Linked DNA regions of Homo sapiens: regions 2 and 3 are each linked to region 1. The links are chromatin contacts, found by Hi-C or POLR2A ChIA-PET in ENCODE. All regions are on one chromosome and are shown on one strand. The core of a region is the stretch at or near the end of the contact, and the rest is flanking DNA. Distances in the headings are between cores, read along the strand shown.

Region 1 (5,001 bases), core at 1,607-4,106:
ACCTACCCTAGCTTATGGCAGTATCTCACAAAAAGGTCCCTTTCAAAGAGCAACACAAGAGAAAAGATCTGAAGGGGCTTTCATGCAAATTATCTTATCCTTTTTTCCCCACCTTTTATGTTCACTATTTTAAAATCTCAAATAGATTTACTGTTTTAAGTAAAACAATTGTAGTATTTTTCTTAGATTATTGCAGTATTCCTGTACCCCCTATTTCTTGCCAAATATTTCTGACATTAATTTATACTTATATGGCGAGAACAATAAAAAACATTAACAAGAGTGTAGATATATGTGTGTGTGTATCTTTATATATTAATATATACACACACACACACAGGGACAAATAAGGAGACAATAAGTGTCTATTTTAAAGCAGGGACATTGCTTTTTATTCCAATCATTCAATGCCCATCATGCAAAAAAGGTGGAAAACATTAGATTTTAAGACTTACGACAGAGAAATGACTTAGTTGTAGCAACCATTCATATCAAATAACCTTACAAAACATAAGCAAGAGAAAGACGCTGTGAAAGGGCAATACAGCATTTCACAGCTTCTGCTCCCTTACTCCACCCAGTCTTCTCGGCTCAATGGCTGTTCACAGCATCCACAAATATTAGCCCATTTTTTTAAAAAAGGATGTGGGGGGAGGTACCAACGTAGGGCTTGCTCCATCAAAATCAACATATACAGAAATACTTCAAGTGAAAAATTGGATTCCTTTCTGATTTTAAAATATATACCAGCCTTCAATTTCTTTTAGGAGATTCCCCCCTTCTGAGCAATCCAAACAATGATCATTAATGAACACGAAAGAAATCACCCTAAATACAGATTACTCTTCTGCTTTATTAAAAACTGCAATTTGCAACTGCTAATTATTTTGTGAAACTGTGTCCTAAAAGACACCCATTAGAGATTAAAAGCTAGCTAATGCCTTAAAACCAAATCAGAATTTTTTAAGTAAAAGCTTTTACTATATATTCAACATCACTATGACACAGTCAACAGGAAATTTTCCTGATTATGAGACTGGACCCCGCAGCAATTAAGCCGCCCTGCTGCAGCAAAAAAAAAAAAAAAAGCAAACACTCCTGTGGCAAAAAGGGAGGGATGACATTATCACTGGTATGAAAGGCCCAAGCACTGTCTCCTCCGCCCTAGCCTCGAAAAGAAATTCACACAAAATAACCCACCCCCCCAACAAAAACAGAATTGCCAAAAATGGCACAAATTGTTTGTTTGGCCTTTAAAACCTTATGAAACTCCAAGACTGTGTGCTTAAAGGAGAGATGGGAATATCAGTAATATCTCTATTTGTCCGGACTGCCACTTAAGGAAAGAGGGAGGGGGGACCTTGGCATGACATCGCCCATTGAGAACGAGACCACAAATCTGGTCCTCCTCTTCAAAGGCGTATTTTCTTAACCAAAAGACTGATATAAATTGGGCCCAAACCCCAAAAGAAAATTTCCTGCCCTCTTCCCAAGGAGTTTCTTGCTAAGTCACTGAAGAAAGGTAGCATAACATATAAAGCTATGGTACCTTGCTCTCTCCTACTAAATACGGAAAACCTCTTCCCCTCTACTGCTACGTTTAGAGGTGCAGAGTCAAAATGTGTCGACCACCTCAAAGGCATTTTCTCATGTGGGAGGCTAAAGAGGGTAAATATGCAGAGGCACTGCGTTTCCCAAAGGGGCAGGGAGATGAGATTAGACGAAGGGGAATGGCAGGGAGCCTCGAAGCTGAATGTTAACAGCATCAAAAGGCAACTCCCGACCGAGGAGCCGGTGGCAGAAAGAAAATCCTGCCAGATTCGGTGGGTGGATGCTGCGGATTGCTCGGTGGGCCGGGCTGCCTCTCCTCGGCGGGTGCTGAGGCTGGACCGCCGCACCGGGGGCCAGGGAGACGGTGGGCCACCCTCCGCTGGTCAACCCCATCTTAAGGACCAGTCGGGGACGGAATGCCTGGAAGGCCCTATGAGTGCCCCGGCGGCGCGGGGCTGAGCCGGTCCCCGAGCCGATAACTGAGGGTGGGGTGGGGACTGCGGTGCTCGTCTCCGCGGCCGGGGAGAGCAGGGCCGATCCTTTTCCCCAAGATCAGAGAGCTACCTGGTCCCCACGCCCTTCCAACCCAAGAATACTTTTCTTGCTAAGTCACCGAGGGAGGAGGGCGATCCCTTCTTGGGGAGGGCCGCGGGGCGGGGGTCGCAGAGGCGCCGGCAGCCCCCAAAGCCGGGCCCGGGAGGAGAGGAGCGAGGGCAGCGCCCTCCCCGGACAGTCCCCCTCCTCCGGGTCTCTCACTCAACGGCCGTCGCGGCCGCCATTTTGAGAGCGAGGAGAGAAGAAGAAGGAGGAGGCGGCGGCGGAGGCAGGGGGAGGGGAGAATGGGAGGGAGGGGACCGGCGCAGCCACATCGTCAGGCCGCCGGGTCCGGCCTGCAGCCGCCCGGGCGCGGTGGAGGAGACAGAGGGGAGGGCGCAGACCCGCGCCGCCTTACCGGAGCGCTGCACCGCCGCCTCCGCAGGGCCTCTTCCGTCCTTCACTCCCATCCACCGGCGGGGGAGGGGGAGGGAGAGGGGAGGGAGGAAGGAGGGAGGGAGGGAAGGAGGGGGGAGGATGGCGCGCTGGGCCCGGGCCCGGGGAGGGGGAGGGGAGGGGAGCGGGCGGGCTCCTCAGCCGTTCCGGGGCTCGAGTCCAAGCTCGGCGCTCGCGGTTTCTCTCGCTCGCGCCCGAGCGCTCCCCTCCTTCTCCTTCTCGCTCCCTAGACTCCCGTGTCGCTGCTCCTCCGCTCGCTCACTCGCTCTCCCGGCCGCCGGACTCCGCCGCCGCCCCGCCGCTCCAGCTCCGTCTGTCACAGGAGCTGCCCCAACGCCCTGACGTCACCGCGCCGCCGCCGCCGCCGCCGCCGCCGCCCCAGACCCGCCAGGAAGAGGGAGGGGCGGGCGCCGGGAGCGGAGGAGGGGCTGCGGCGCATGCGCCGGGCTGGGCCGGGCCGGGGCCGCGCTGCCTTCTAGCGGGCGGGCGGCTGAGCGGTGCCACCCGGCCGGCGGGCGAGTCTGCGTGCGAGGTGCTGCTTCTCACGCTCCGCACGCTTCTGTTAACCTTGGGAGAGGCTCTTTTTTCCCAGCCCCTCGTCTGACTTGCGGCCCCTTCTGAACTCTGGCTCTGCTCACCTCGCTGCCCTGCTTTTGCGCTCATGCGGCCGACCGCGGCGTCCCGTTGGCACCGTGTGTGGCGGGCCCCGGGAGGCGCGAGAGGCAGCGGGGCCCGGCCACCTACCGCCCCTTTCTGCCTCCGGCCTCCGAGATGATTTCCCAGTTTGGGGGGGAATGAGGGAGGGGAGTAGGCTGGCTGGCTTGGGAGGAGGAGCTGTTGAGGTTAAAAGGCAGATGGAATGCTGTCATTGTCTTGATTTGTATTATAGATTCTTAATTGGGAGGACTCGCTTTTGGATATGATTCAGCTATTCTTCTCCTTAGTCACACACAGACATCAGAGTCTCTCCAGGTCTCGAAACGGATGCCCAAAGAAAGGCCTGGAACTGTATCCCTATAAGGGATGTCTGTGTGTGTTTGCTAAATTATGGATTGAAATATTGATGACAAGAGTCGTCTTGGGGATTTGTAGTTAATTTATTCCACACAGATACCTATGATTTTTCTTTTCTTTTCCTTTTTTTTTTTTTTTTTTTTTTGAGACGGAGTCTCGCTGTGTCGCCCAGGCTGGAGTGCAGTGGCGCGATCTCGGCTCACTGCAACCTCCGCCTCCCGAGTTCAAGCGATTCTCTGCATCAGCCTCCCGAGTAGCTGGGAGTACAGGCACTTGCCACCACGCCCAGCTAATTTTTGTTTTTTGTTTTTGTTTTTGTTTTTGAGATGGAGTCTCGCTCTGTCGCCCAGGCTGGAGTGCAGTGGTGCAATCTCCACTCACTGCAGGCTCCGCCTCCCGGGTTCACGCCATTCTCCTGCCTCAGCCTCCCGAGTAGCTGGGACCACAGGCGCCCACCACCACGCCCGGCTAATTTTTTTGGTATTTTTAGTAGAGACGGGGTTTCATCATGTTGGCCCGGATGGTCTCGATCCCTTGACCTCGTGATCCGCCCGCCTCTGCCTCCCAAAGTGCTGGGATTACAGGCGTGAGCCACCGTGCTCAGCCGACCCTTGATTTTTAAAAAGCGAGATTTGGGGTTCTGAATAATTCAATATGGGCTATTATTTTAATAACAGGTTTAAATGAGATTATCTTATCATTCATTTGTATTGTCCAAGGAAGCTTTTTTCTTGAAACAGGCTTAAGCTTATGTGTACTGATTTTATTGCGTCACTTTATGTAGGTAAATATATATATATATACTGCATTTGAGAAGCAGCAGAGTTAACGAAAGAGACAACTTAGGTGTAAATCCTGGACCCCGCACTTGCCAGAAGCGCGACCTGGGGCAAATTACCATACCTCTCTTTGGCCTCAGTTTCTCAATAAAAGACACCTAATAACTAACCCGGCTTTTGTGAGAATTACAGAGGAGGTGCAGCCTGTGTAAAGTATCTTAGTTTCGTGGGGACTTATAGGTAACTCATGTAAACATTACTGTTGCTTGATACCAAAACAAGTTTCCTTTGTTCAAGAAAGGTTATCTCTGCCAGGCACAGGTTGCTAACCCCTGTAATCCCAGCAATTTGGGAGGCCAAGGCAGGGATGGGGAGGTTGGGAGGGGGGCCGTGGATCACCTGAGCCAAGGAGTTGGAGACCAGCAGGTGCAACATAGTGAAACCTCATCTCTACAAAAAAATTTTAAAAATTAGCTAAGTGTGGTGGCACATGCCTGTAGTCCCAGCTACTGGGGAGGATGAGATGGGAGGATTGCTCAAGCCCTGGAGATCCAGACCAGCCAGGGCAACAAAGCAAGATCTCATCTCTAAAAACAAAAAAAGAAAAGAAAAACAGCCGGGCGCGGGGACTCACGCCTGCAATCCCAACACTTTGGGAGGCTCAGAC
Region 2 (5,001 bases), core at 1,643-4,142, 57 kb before region 1:
TAAAAAATAAAAATAAAAAATGTATAGTTACTTTGACAATCAATGAAAATATATAGCTGTTTTTATAAATATAACCATCTGAAATTTAGATTATAGTTATAGTCTTATTTCAACCTTACTATCCAAATTCATTCGTGTACTTTGTTTTTGTTGCCCTATATTAACAAAATTCAAATTCACACAGGTAAACAGTGCAAACAGTCCCTGGATTTAAACAGCTCAACTTGCAGTCTCAGAGTATTCTTCAATTAAACTGAGCCAGAAGATTTAAAAAGGAGTGGAAAATACCTGTTTGAAAGCTGAGTCACTAACAAGATCTAAAAATTACTTTCATGCCTTATTATAGATCACAAAGTCAGGCAAAAAGTACCCAAATCTTTTTTTTTTTTAATACTTTTAAGTTCTAGGGTACATGTGCACAACGTGCAGGTTTGTTACATATGTATACATGTGCCATGTTGGTGTGCTGCACCCATTAACTCGTCATTTACATTAGGTATATCTCCTAATGCTATCCCTCCCCTCTCCCCTCACCTCACGACAGGCCCTGGTGTGTGATGTTCCCCTTCCTGTGTCCAGCTGTTCTCATTGTTCAATTCCCACCTATGAGTGAGAACATGTGGTGTTTGGTTTTTTGTCCCTGCAATAGTTTGCTGAGAATGATGGTTTCCAGCTTCATCCATGTCCCTATAAAGGGCACAAACTCATCCTTTTTTATGGCTGCATAGTATTCCACGATGTATATGTACCACATTTTCTTAATCCAGTCTATCGTTGTTGGACATCTGGGTTGGTTCCAAGTCTTTGCTATTGTGAACAGTGCCACAATAAACATATGTGTGCATGTGTCTTTATAGCAGCATGATTTATAATCCTTTGGGTATATATACCCAGTAATGGGATGGCTGGGTCAAATGATATTTCCAGTTCTAGATCCCTGAGGAATCGCCACACTGACTTCCATAACGGTTGAACTAGTTTACAGTCCCACCAACAGTGCAAAAGTGTTCCTATTTCTCCAAATCCTCTCCAGCACCTGTTGTTTCCTGACAAAAAGTACCCAATCTTAAACTAAGCCCTAGAACTATTTGGCATCTAACGCCACTACATGAACATGTGCAGCTATAGTACATTCCCATGTACAACGTGAAGTGCGCGGGCAGGTGCAGACCTTCAGTGTATTTCACACAGGCCAGGGAAAAACCGCTTTCCAATCAATGCCAAATATATATGATGTTCAAACAGATTCACAGGAGAAACCTCAGGACCTCAACTAACTGCAAAAGTCAGTTTTTTAAAGCAATAAAGTAAACAACAACAAAAATGCTTAAAAATATATCACAGTCATGAAAACACATGGAGAAATGTTTTTGGTTTTTGTTTTGTTTTGTTTGAGACGGAGTCTCGCTCTGCCGCCCAGGCTGGAGTGCAGTGGCGCGATCTTGGCTCACTGCAAGCTCCGCCTCCCGGGTTCACGCCATTCTCCTGCCTCAGCCTCCCGAGTAGCTGGGACTACAGGCACCCGCCACCACGCCCGGCCAATTTTTTTTTTTGTATTTTTAGTAGAGACGGGGTTTCACCGTGTTAGCCAGGATGGTCTCGATCTCCTGACCTCGTGATTTGCCCGCCTTGGCCTCCCAAAGTGTGGGATTACAGGCGTGAGCCACTGTGTCTGGCCTAGAAATGTTAAGTACATATTGTTAAGTCAAAGCAGCCAATCTGAAAAGGATACAAGCTATATAATTGTAATTTTCTGGAAAAGACAAAACTATGGTTAACAGTAAAAATATGAGGGGTTTAGGGAGGCAGGGAAGGATGAATAGGGGGAGGCTGAGATTTTTAGGGCAGTGAATTTATTCTGTATGACTGATGGATATATAACATTAGGCATTTGTCAAAACCAACAGAATATACAACAAAAAGAGTAAACCCTAATGTCAACTATGGACTTCAGTAATAATGTGTCAATGTTGGCTCATCAATTATAATAAATACACCACATAAATGTGAGATGTTAACAGTAGGGGAAACTGGGGAAAGGCAAAAAGGCATATGGCACCCTCTACCAAGTCACTCACTCCATTCCCAAATCAAAATTACTACGGAAAACACTTAAGGCTTTTTGGGAAAATAATTTAAGAGAAGCAAGGAGGTTTACAAAACAAAAAATTTAGGAGAATTTATTACCTCATATTGAAATGTATTTTTCTTTTTTTTTTTTTTGAGATGGAGTCTCACTCTGTTACCCAAGTTGGAGTGCAGTGGTGCAAGCTCGGCTCACTGCAGCCTCTACCTCCCAGGCTCAAGAGGTTCTCCTGCCTCAGCCTCCCAAAGTAGCTGGGATTTCAGGCAGGCACCACCATGCCCAGCTAATTTTTTTTTTTTTTTTTTTTTGTAGAGACGGGGTTTTGCCATGTTGGCCAGTCTGGTCTTGAACCCCTGACCTCAGGTGTTCCGCCTGCCTCAGTCTCCCAAAATGCTAGGATTACATACGTGAGCCACCGCACCCGGCCAAAATGTATTATTAATGTAAAGCTACAATAATCAAAAGAATGTTCTTCTGACTCCTGAAAGCACAGCAAGTCCAAAAACCAATGCAAGGTTTTATAAGAAGGTGTTTTCAGATCAATAAGGAAAGGGCTATTCAATAAATGTTTCGGCATGTGGATAATGACTCAGAAAAAGCACTTCGATCCCTTTCTTGCATAATCAACAAACATAAATTCCAGATGGCTTAGACATTACTATAAAAAGAAATGAAAACAAAAAGGTCTTAAGAAAGTAAAAGTGAATACTTATGTAGTCATGATTAGCGAAGGTCTTCCCAAATATGAATCTAAAGGTAGTATCAAGGAAAAGACAGTTTTCACTCTGTGACACTTCTCTGCAACACATGACCATGGGTGACTCAGTACCCTAAAGTCCTCTTAGGAATCGACAAGAAAAATGTAAACACTACAACAGAAAACACAACAAAACAAAAACGTAGCAACACCCCGAACAGGCACTTCACAGAGGAAGAGAATGGCATTATACACACACAAAAAAATGGTTAGAACTCACAATAATTTTAAAGAAAATATTTCTATAAATTGTGGGATTACTTTTATATACCCACATAAAATTTGATTTTTTCAATTAACTTCCTTTTTTTTTTTTTTTTTTTTTGAGACAGAGTCTTGCTCTGTCACCCAGGCTGGAGTGCAGTGGCGCAAGACCTCCCAGGATCCTCCCACTGAGGCCTCCCAGGTAGGTCCCAAGACTGCGCCGACATCCCTGTATTTTTTTTTTTTTTTTAGATGGAGTCTTGCTCTGTCACCCAGGCTGGAGTGCAGTGGTGCAGTCTCGGCTCACTGCAACCTCCAGCTCCCGGGTTCAAGTGATTCTCCTGTCTCAGCCTCCTGAGTAGCTGGGATTACAGGTGCACACCGCCACGTCTGGCTAATGTTCGTATTTTCAGTAGAGATGGGGTTTTGCCATGTTGTCCAAGCTGGTCTTGAACTCCTGACCTCAAGTGATCCACCCGCCTCGGCCTCCCAAAGTGTTGGGATTACAGGCGTGAGCCACTGCACCTGGCTGCCAGACTATTTTTTAAATCAATTTTTTGTAAAGATAAAATCTTGCACCTACGTTGCCCAGGCCGATCTCAAACTCCTTGGCCTCCCAAAGCGCAGGGATTCCAGGCCTAAGCCACAGTGCCTGGCCTGTTTTGAGGCCTTTCTTCACACAGAAGTTTTCTATTTTGATACAGTCAAACTTACCAGTCTTCCTTTTGTTTCTACATTTTATACCTTGAGGAAGTCCACCTCTACCCAAAGGGTATATTTTCTCTACCACTTTATACTGTTATTCTGTATGTGTTCAACATTAAGGCTTTTAATACCACCTTATCCCATGCTAAATTTCATAAATGGGCATGTCTTTGAACTTTGTTCCCCTAACCTATTTGTCTATTCCACATTTTACAATAATATTTGTATATCTGATAGATTCAGGTGCTTTCCCATTTATCATTTAAAATATTTTATTTATTTTTCTCTTCCAAATGATTTTTAAGATCAAGCTGGTCAAGTTAATGAGAAATTTAGTTTGAATTTTGATTGGGATTGCATTTAATTTTATTATTTTAAGAGTTGTGATATCTGTCCAATACTGACTTTTTCATCCAGAAACAAGGAAAATCTTTTCTACTATATTATCCAACAACAAGAACAGTTTATTATTTATTTATTTTGAGACGGAGTCTTACTGTTGCCCAGGCTGGAGTGCAGTGGCACGACATCCGCTCACTGCAACCTCCCCGCCTCCCAGGTTCAAGCGATCCTCCTGCCTCAGCCTCCCAAGTATGTGGGACTACAGGCGCGCACCACCACGGCTGGCTAGATTTTTGTATTTTTAGTAGAGATGGGGTTTCGTCATATTGGCCAGGCTGGTCTTGAACTCCTTATCTTAGGTGATTCACCCGCCTCGGCCTTCCAAAATGCTGGGATTAAAGGTGTGAGCCACTGCACCTGGCCAGGAAGAGTTTATTTTTGTATGCCATCTTGTTTCAGGTTACCATACTAAACCCATTAATTTTTTTTTTTTTTTTTTGAGACAGTCTTGCTTTGTTGCCCAGGCTGGAGTGCAGTGGCATGATCTCGCCTCACTGCAGCCTCTGCCTCCCAGTTTCAAGCAATCCTCCTGTCTCAGCCTCGACATCCCAAAGTGCTCGGGTTACAGGTGTGAGCCACCCCCACCTGGCCCTGAAACCATTAATTGTAATTGTTGATTCCCTTAGGTTGGCTCTGTAGATGCTGTCACCTATAAATGTTTGGCTGCTTCCTTTCCAATAGTTCTAATTCTTTCTGTTGCCTTACTACATGAGCTGGAATCTCAAATATATACTGAAATAGATGCAGAGACACAGGAACTCTTAGTTTCTTGCTGACTTTAATGGGAATGCACCTAGTATTTATATTTTAATGTTTGTTGTAAATTTCTGGTAGGTAGCCATAATCA
Region 3 (5,001 bases), core at 1,740-4,239, 48 kb after region 1:
ACCATGCCCCAGTTCCAGGGGAGTGCACAGGTACCTACCCTGGGTAACTAGTATACTCCATCTCCTGCCTGTAATCCCAGCACTTTGGGAGGCCAAGGCAGGTGGATCACCTGAGGTCAGGAGTTCAAGACCAGCCTGACCAACATGGTGAAACCCCGTCTTTACTAAAATACAAAAATTAGCTGGGCATGGTGGCAGGTGCCTATAATCCCAGCTACTCAGGAGGCTGAGGCAGGAGAATCACTTGAACCCAGGAGAAGGAGGTTCCAGGGTGCAGAGATCACACCACTGCACTCCAGCCTGGGCAACAGAGTGAAACTCCGTCTCAAAAAAAAAAAAAAAAAAATTAGCTGGGCGTGGTGGCACATGCCTGTAATCTCAGCTACTCAAGAGGGTGAGACACAAGAATCGCTTGAACCTGGGACGTGGAGGTTGCAGTGAGCTGAGACTGCGCCACTGCACTCCAGCCTGAGCAACGGAGCAAGACTCTGTCTCAAAAATAAATAAATAAACTGTAGCAGGACAAGCTGCAGACAAAACCCCTCAGACACCAAGTTAAAGAAGGAAGGGCTTTATTCGGCCGGGAGCTTCTAAAGACTCACGTCTCTGGTTCACTTGTTTATCTGCTGACCGTCCCTCCACTATTGTCCTGTGACCCTGCCAAATCCCCTTCTGCGAGAAACACCCAACAATGTTCAATTAAAAAAAAAAAAAAAAAAGACTCACGTCTCCAACAACTGAGCTCCCCGAGTGAGCAATTCCTGTCCCTTTTAAGGGCTCAAAACTCTAAGGGGGTCTGCGTGAGACGGTCGTGATAGATTGAGCAAGCAGGGGGTACGTGACTGGGGTCTGCATGCACCGGTAATCAGAACGGAACAGAACAGGACAGGGATTTTCACGGTGCTTTTCTATATAACGCCTGTAATCTATAGATAACATAACCGATTAGGTCAGGGGTCGCTTTTCAACCAGGCCCAGGGTGTGGCGCCGGGCTGTCTGCCTGTGGATTTCATTTCTGCCTTTTAGTTTTTACTTTTTCTTTCTTTGGAGGCAGAAATTGGGCATAAGACAATATGAGGGGTGGTCTCCTCCCTTAAAACTAGTATACGCCATCTCCTATTCTCGCTTGGTGTGTAATTCCTCAAAGAATATGTGAAGGGACATGATAGCATATCCCTGGAGACAGCCAAGAAGGGCAGGGATAGCCGTTTATCTCGGACTGCTGGGATATTTACCAACCTAGAAGCCAGGGGCAGAATACTATGATTCACTGTCATTTTCTGCTCTAAGATTTGGCAATTGTCCAGTCTCAGTAATCCAGATGAGCCAATTATTCAACAGCTATCTTTCAGAATTTCTTTTTTTTTTGAGACGGAGTTTCACTCTTATTGCCCAAGCTGGAGTGCAGTGGTGCAATCTCGGCTCTCTGCAACCTCCGCCTCCCGGGTTCAAGCGATTCTCCTGCCTCAGCCTCTCCAGTAGCTGGGATTATAGGTGTGCGCCACCATGCCTGGCTAATTTTTTGTATTTTTAGTAGAAACGGGGTTTCACCATGTTAGCCAGGCTGTCTTGAACTCCAGACCTCAGGTGATCCGCCCGCCTTGGCCTTCGAAAGTGCTGGGATTACAGGCGTGAGCTACTGCGCCCGGTCTCTTTCAGAATTTCAAACTGTCTACAAAGAAGACAGTCCTGATTTTATTTTTATTTTTTGGAGACAGTGTCTCATTCTGTCACCCAGGGTGGAGTGCAGTGGTGTGACCATAGCTCACCGTACCCTTGAACTCCTGGGCTCAAGTCATCCTCCTGCCTCAGCCTCCTGAATACCTGCGACCACACGTGTACACCGCTGCATGTGGCTAATTTTTTTTTTTTTTTTTTTTTCTGAGACGGAGTCTCGCTCTGTCGCCCAGGCTGGAGTGCAGTGGCGCTATCTCGGCTCATTGCAAGCTCCACCTCCCGGGTTCATGCCCTTCTCCCGCCTCAGCCTCCCGAGTAGCTGGGACTACAGGCGCCCGCCACCACGCCCAGCTAATTTTGTTTTTGTATTTTTAGTAGAGACAGGTTTCACCGTGTTAGCCAGGATGGTCTTGATCTCCTGATCTCGTGATCCGCCTGCCTCAGCCTCCCAAAGTGCTGGGATTACAGAAGTGAGCCACCATGCCCAGCCTATTTTATTTTATTTTTGAGACGGAGTCTCGCCCTGTTGCCCAGGCTGGAGTGCAATGGCATGATTTCGGCTAAGTGCAACCTACACCTCCAGGTTCAAATGATTCTCCTGCCTCAGCCTCCCAAGTAGCTGGGATTACAGGCGCCCACGACCACGCCCAGTTAATTTTTGTATTTTTAGTAGAGACGAGGTTTCACCGTGTTGGCCAGGCTGGTCTCAAACTCCTGACCTTGTGATCTGCCTGCCTCAGACTCCCAAAGTGCTGGGATTACAGATGTGAGCCACTGCGCCCGGCCTAATTTTTGTATTTTTAGTTCGAGATGGGGTTTCACCAAGTTGGCCAGGCTGGTCTCAAACTCCTCGCCTCAAGTAATCCACCCGCCTTGGCCTCTCAAAGTCCTGGGATTATAGGCGTAAGCCACCGCGCCGGCCAGGACAGATGATCTCTAATGGCAAAGCTCTGAGATCGTGTTTGAGCTCATGATCCAAAGTCACCAAGAAGGTGTCAGCTCTAATGTTTTTCTGGGGGAGTAAATCAGAAGGGAAAGTGAATGCTCTCAGTTAAAGAAGGGGCTTGCTCCTGAGATCTTTGGGCGCTTCCTGTATTCATGGGAGTCTTCCTGTCCATTTGTTTCCTTCTTGCTCTCAAACTTAAGGCTTCAGGGCAGGAACTGGCACATGTGAGACCCAAAGCCATTCTCATGATCAGGACCTTGAATTCTGCTGAGTCCTGCCGCGGTTAGAGTCCAAGGGTTGAAGACCAGCCTTTCCCAGCGGCTGATCAGGGCCTTTTACCGGCCCAGCCCAAGCGACTACTTGGCAGTGGACTTTGTGTAATCTATTGTTAGTTGCCCCAGAAGTGCCACTTTGGCTGACACCCTCATCCACACCAGGCCCCACAGCCCACAGGGCCTGTGACCTCTGAGTCTGTCTGTCGTCAAGGGCAACTCTCCTAGAGGATTTTCCAGGCTGAGCCACTTAAGAGAGGTGTCACGAGGGCAAGCCTCACTTCTGAAAAGAATGTTGACTAGGGAAGCCTGATGGGAAGAGAAGAGGGGCATGTGGGAAGAAGCAGAGGCAATGAGTGGGGGAGGAGAGTGAGGAATTCTGGAGTTACCCAAAAGGAAGAAAAAGGCTTGAACTTACGAAATGAAACAAAGCATGGCTTCCAAGAAATCTAGTTTGGCCCAGGAAGATCCTTAAGTGAAAAATAGATTAAAATGTGGTTGGGCGCGGTGGCTCACGCCTGTCATCCCAGCACTTTGGGAGGCCGAGGTGGGCGGATCACCTGAGGTGGAGAATTCAAGACCAGCCTGGCCAACATGATGAAACCCCCATCTCTTCTAAAAATACAAAAAAATTAGCCAGACACGGTGACATGCACCTGTAATCCCAGCTACTCTGGAGGCTGAGGCAGGAGAATCTCTTGAACCCAGAAGGTGGAGGTTGCAGTGAGATGAGATCGTGCCACTGCACTCAGTCTGGGCGATAGAGCTTCGTCTCAAAATAAATAAATAAACAAAAAAAGATTAAAATGTACAGAATGTCACATCATGTTGTACACAATAAGTACATACAATTTGTTATTTGTTTTGCTTTTTATCTTTTTATTTCTTCAAAGTGGTTTTTTGTTTTGTTTTGTTTTGTTTTGTTTTTAGACAGAGTCTTGCTCTGTCGCCCAGACTGGAGTGCAGTGGCAAGATCTCAGCTCACCGCAACCTCCGTCTGCTGGGTTCAAGTGATTTTCCTGCCTCAGCCTCCTGAGTAGCTAGGACAACAGGCACATACCACCACTCCCAGCTAATTTTTGTATTTTTAGTAGAGACGGGGTTTCACCATATTGGCCAGGCTGGTCTCGAACTCCTGACCTCATGATCTGCCCGCCTCAGCCTCCCAAAGTGCTGGGATTACAGCTGTGAGCCACCACGCCCGGCCTTGTCATAATTTTTAATGACTGTAAGATATTTGATTATGTGAATGTACTATACATATATATGTATATGTGTGTGTGTGTGTATACACATATATGTATATATAGTAGGAGTTTTGCTCTTATTGCCCGGGCTGGAGTGCAATGGCACGATCTCGGCTCACAGCAACCTCTGCCTCCCGGGTTCAAGCGAATCTCTTTCTTCAGCCTCCTGAGTAGCTGGGATTACAGGTATGCACCACCATGCCTGGCTTATTTTGTAATTTTAGTAGACACGAGGTTTCTCCATGTTGGTCAGGCTGGTCTCAAACTCTCAACCTCAGGTGATCTGCCTGCCTTGGCCTCCCAAAGTGCTGGGATTACAGGTGTGAGCCACTGTGCCTGGCCGGAAGTACTATTTTTAACAATCTTCTGTTGCTAGATATTTAAATCATGTCTATTTTCAACTATTATAAACATGCTTCTTTAAACTTCCTGGCATATATATATATCTTTGCACATCTGTCCAATTATTGCCTTCAGATGAATTCCTAAAAGTAGAGGTGCTAGGTTAAATTTTTTTTATGCATATTGACATACTGACCACTTTTCCTACAGAAAGATTGTACCAATTTATTTTCCACCACCATGACTCATGCCTCATCCCCCTTTAAGTTAACAGCTTTGGTACTTTTTGTATTAAGACCATGGCTGGCTGGGCGCTGTGGCTCCTGCCTGTAATCCCAGCATTTTGGGAGGCTGAAGTGGGAGAATCACTTGAGGTCAGCAGTTTGAGACAAGCCTGGCCCACATCTTGAGATCCTGTATTTACAAAAAGTTTAAAAATTAGCTCAGCTTGGCGGCCTCTGCCTATAGCCCCAGTTACTCAGGAGGCTCAGGTGGGAGGATCACCTGTGCTCAGGAG

What was found. Hi-C counts contacts between places; a loop is a spot of excess contacts on that map. ChIA-PET counts read pairs that join two places held with the same protein, here RNA polymerase II (POLR2A). Pooled maps may share reads with other maps.
Region 2: a map of PC-3 shows a loop between it and region 1 (2.7-fold over the local background). The contact joins the enhancer-like site here to the promoter of PAFAH1B1 in region 1. A Hi-C loop is called at or near these places in 22 of 168 maps with a recorded cell type or tissue (CD8-positive, alpha-beta T cell, IMR-90, PC-3 and 13 more), 1 of 37 single-sample maps with no recorded cell type and 10 of 50 pooled maps. POLR2A ChIA-PET finds 5 or more read pairs at or near these places in 20 of 52 experiments (A549, AG04449, AG04450 and 17 more).
Region 3: a loop to region 1 is called in a map of heart left ventricle, with 2.3 times the contacts of the local background. The contact joins the enhancer-like site here to the promoter of PAFAH1B1 in region 1. A Hi-C loop is called at or near these places in 1 of 168 maps with a recorded cell type or tissue (heart left ventricle) and 8 of 50 pooled maps. POLR2A ChIA-PET finds 5 or more read pairs at or near these places in 15 of 52 experiments (A549, HCT116, HEK293 and 11 more).

The regions. Positions count from the first base shown.
Region 1 is chr17:2,591,509-2,596,509 of GRCh38, reverse strand. It overlaps PAFAH1B1 (platelet activating factor acetylhydrolase 1b regulatory subunit 1), which reads right to left and starts at 2,856. Exons shown (of 11, transcript NM_000430.4): 1 at 2,504-2,856. RefSeq lists silencers at 2,008-2,057, 2,118-2,177, 2,588-2,817, 2,868-3,087 and an enhancer at 2,922-3,650.
Region 2 is chr17:2,648,807-2,653,807 of GRCh38, reverse strand. The region is part of intron 2 of PAFAH1B1 (platelet activating factor acetylhydrolase 1b regulatory subunit 1); the gene reads right to left. Among named protein-coding and RNA genes, the nearest start is that of MIR6776, 42 kb to the left of the region's middle. Within about 2 kb of position 2,892, at least 4 of the 41 ENCODE cell types and tissues checked have a DNase peak (open chromatin) inside an H3K27ac peak, as active enhancers do; they include PC-3, PC-9 and mammary epithelial cell, where a contact is called at or near this core.
Region 3 is chr17:2,543,644-2,548,644 of GRCh38, reverse strand. No RefSeq gene overlaps it. Among named protein-coding and RNA genes, the nearest start is that of METTL16, 34 kb to the right of the region's middle. Within about 2 kb of position 2,989, at least 5 of the 41 ENCODE cell types and tissues checked have a DNase peak (open chromatin) inside an H3K27ac peak, as active enhancers do; they include OCI-LY7, where a contact is called at or near this core.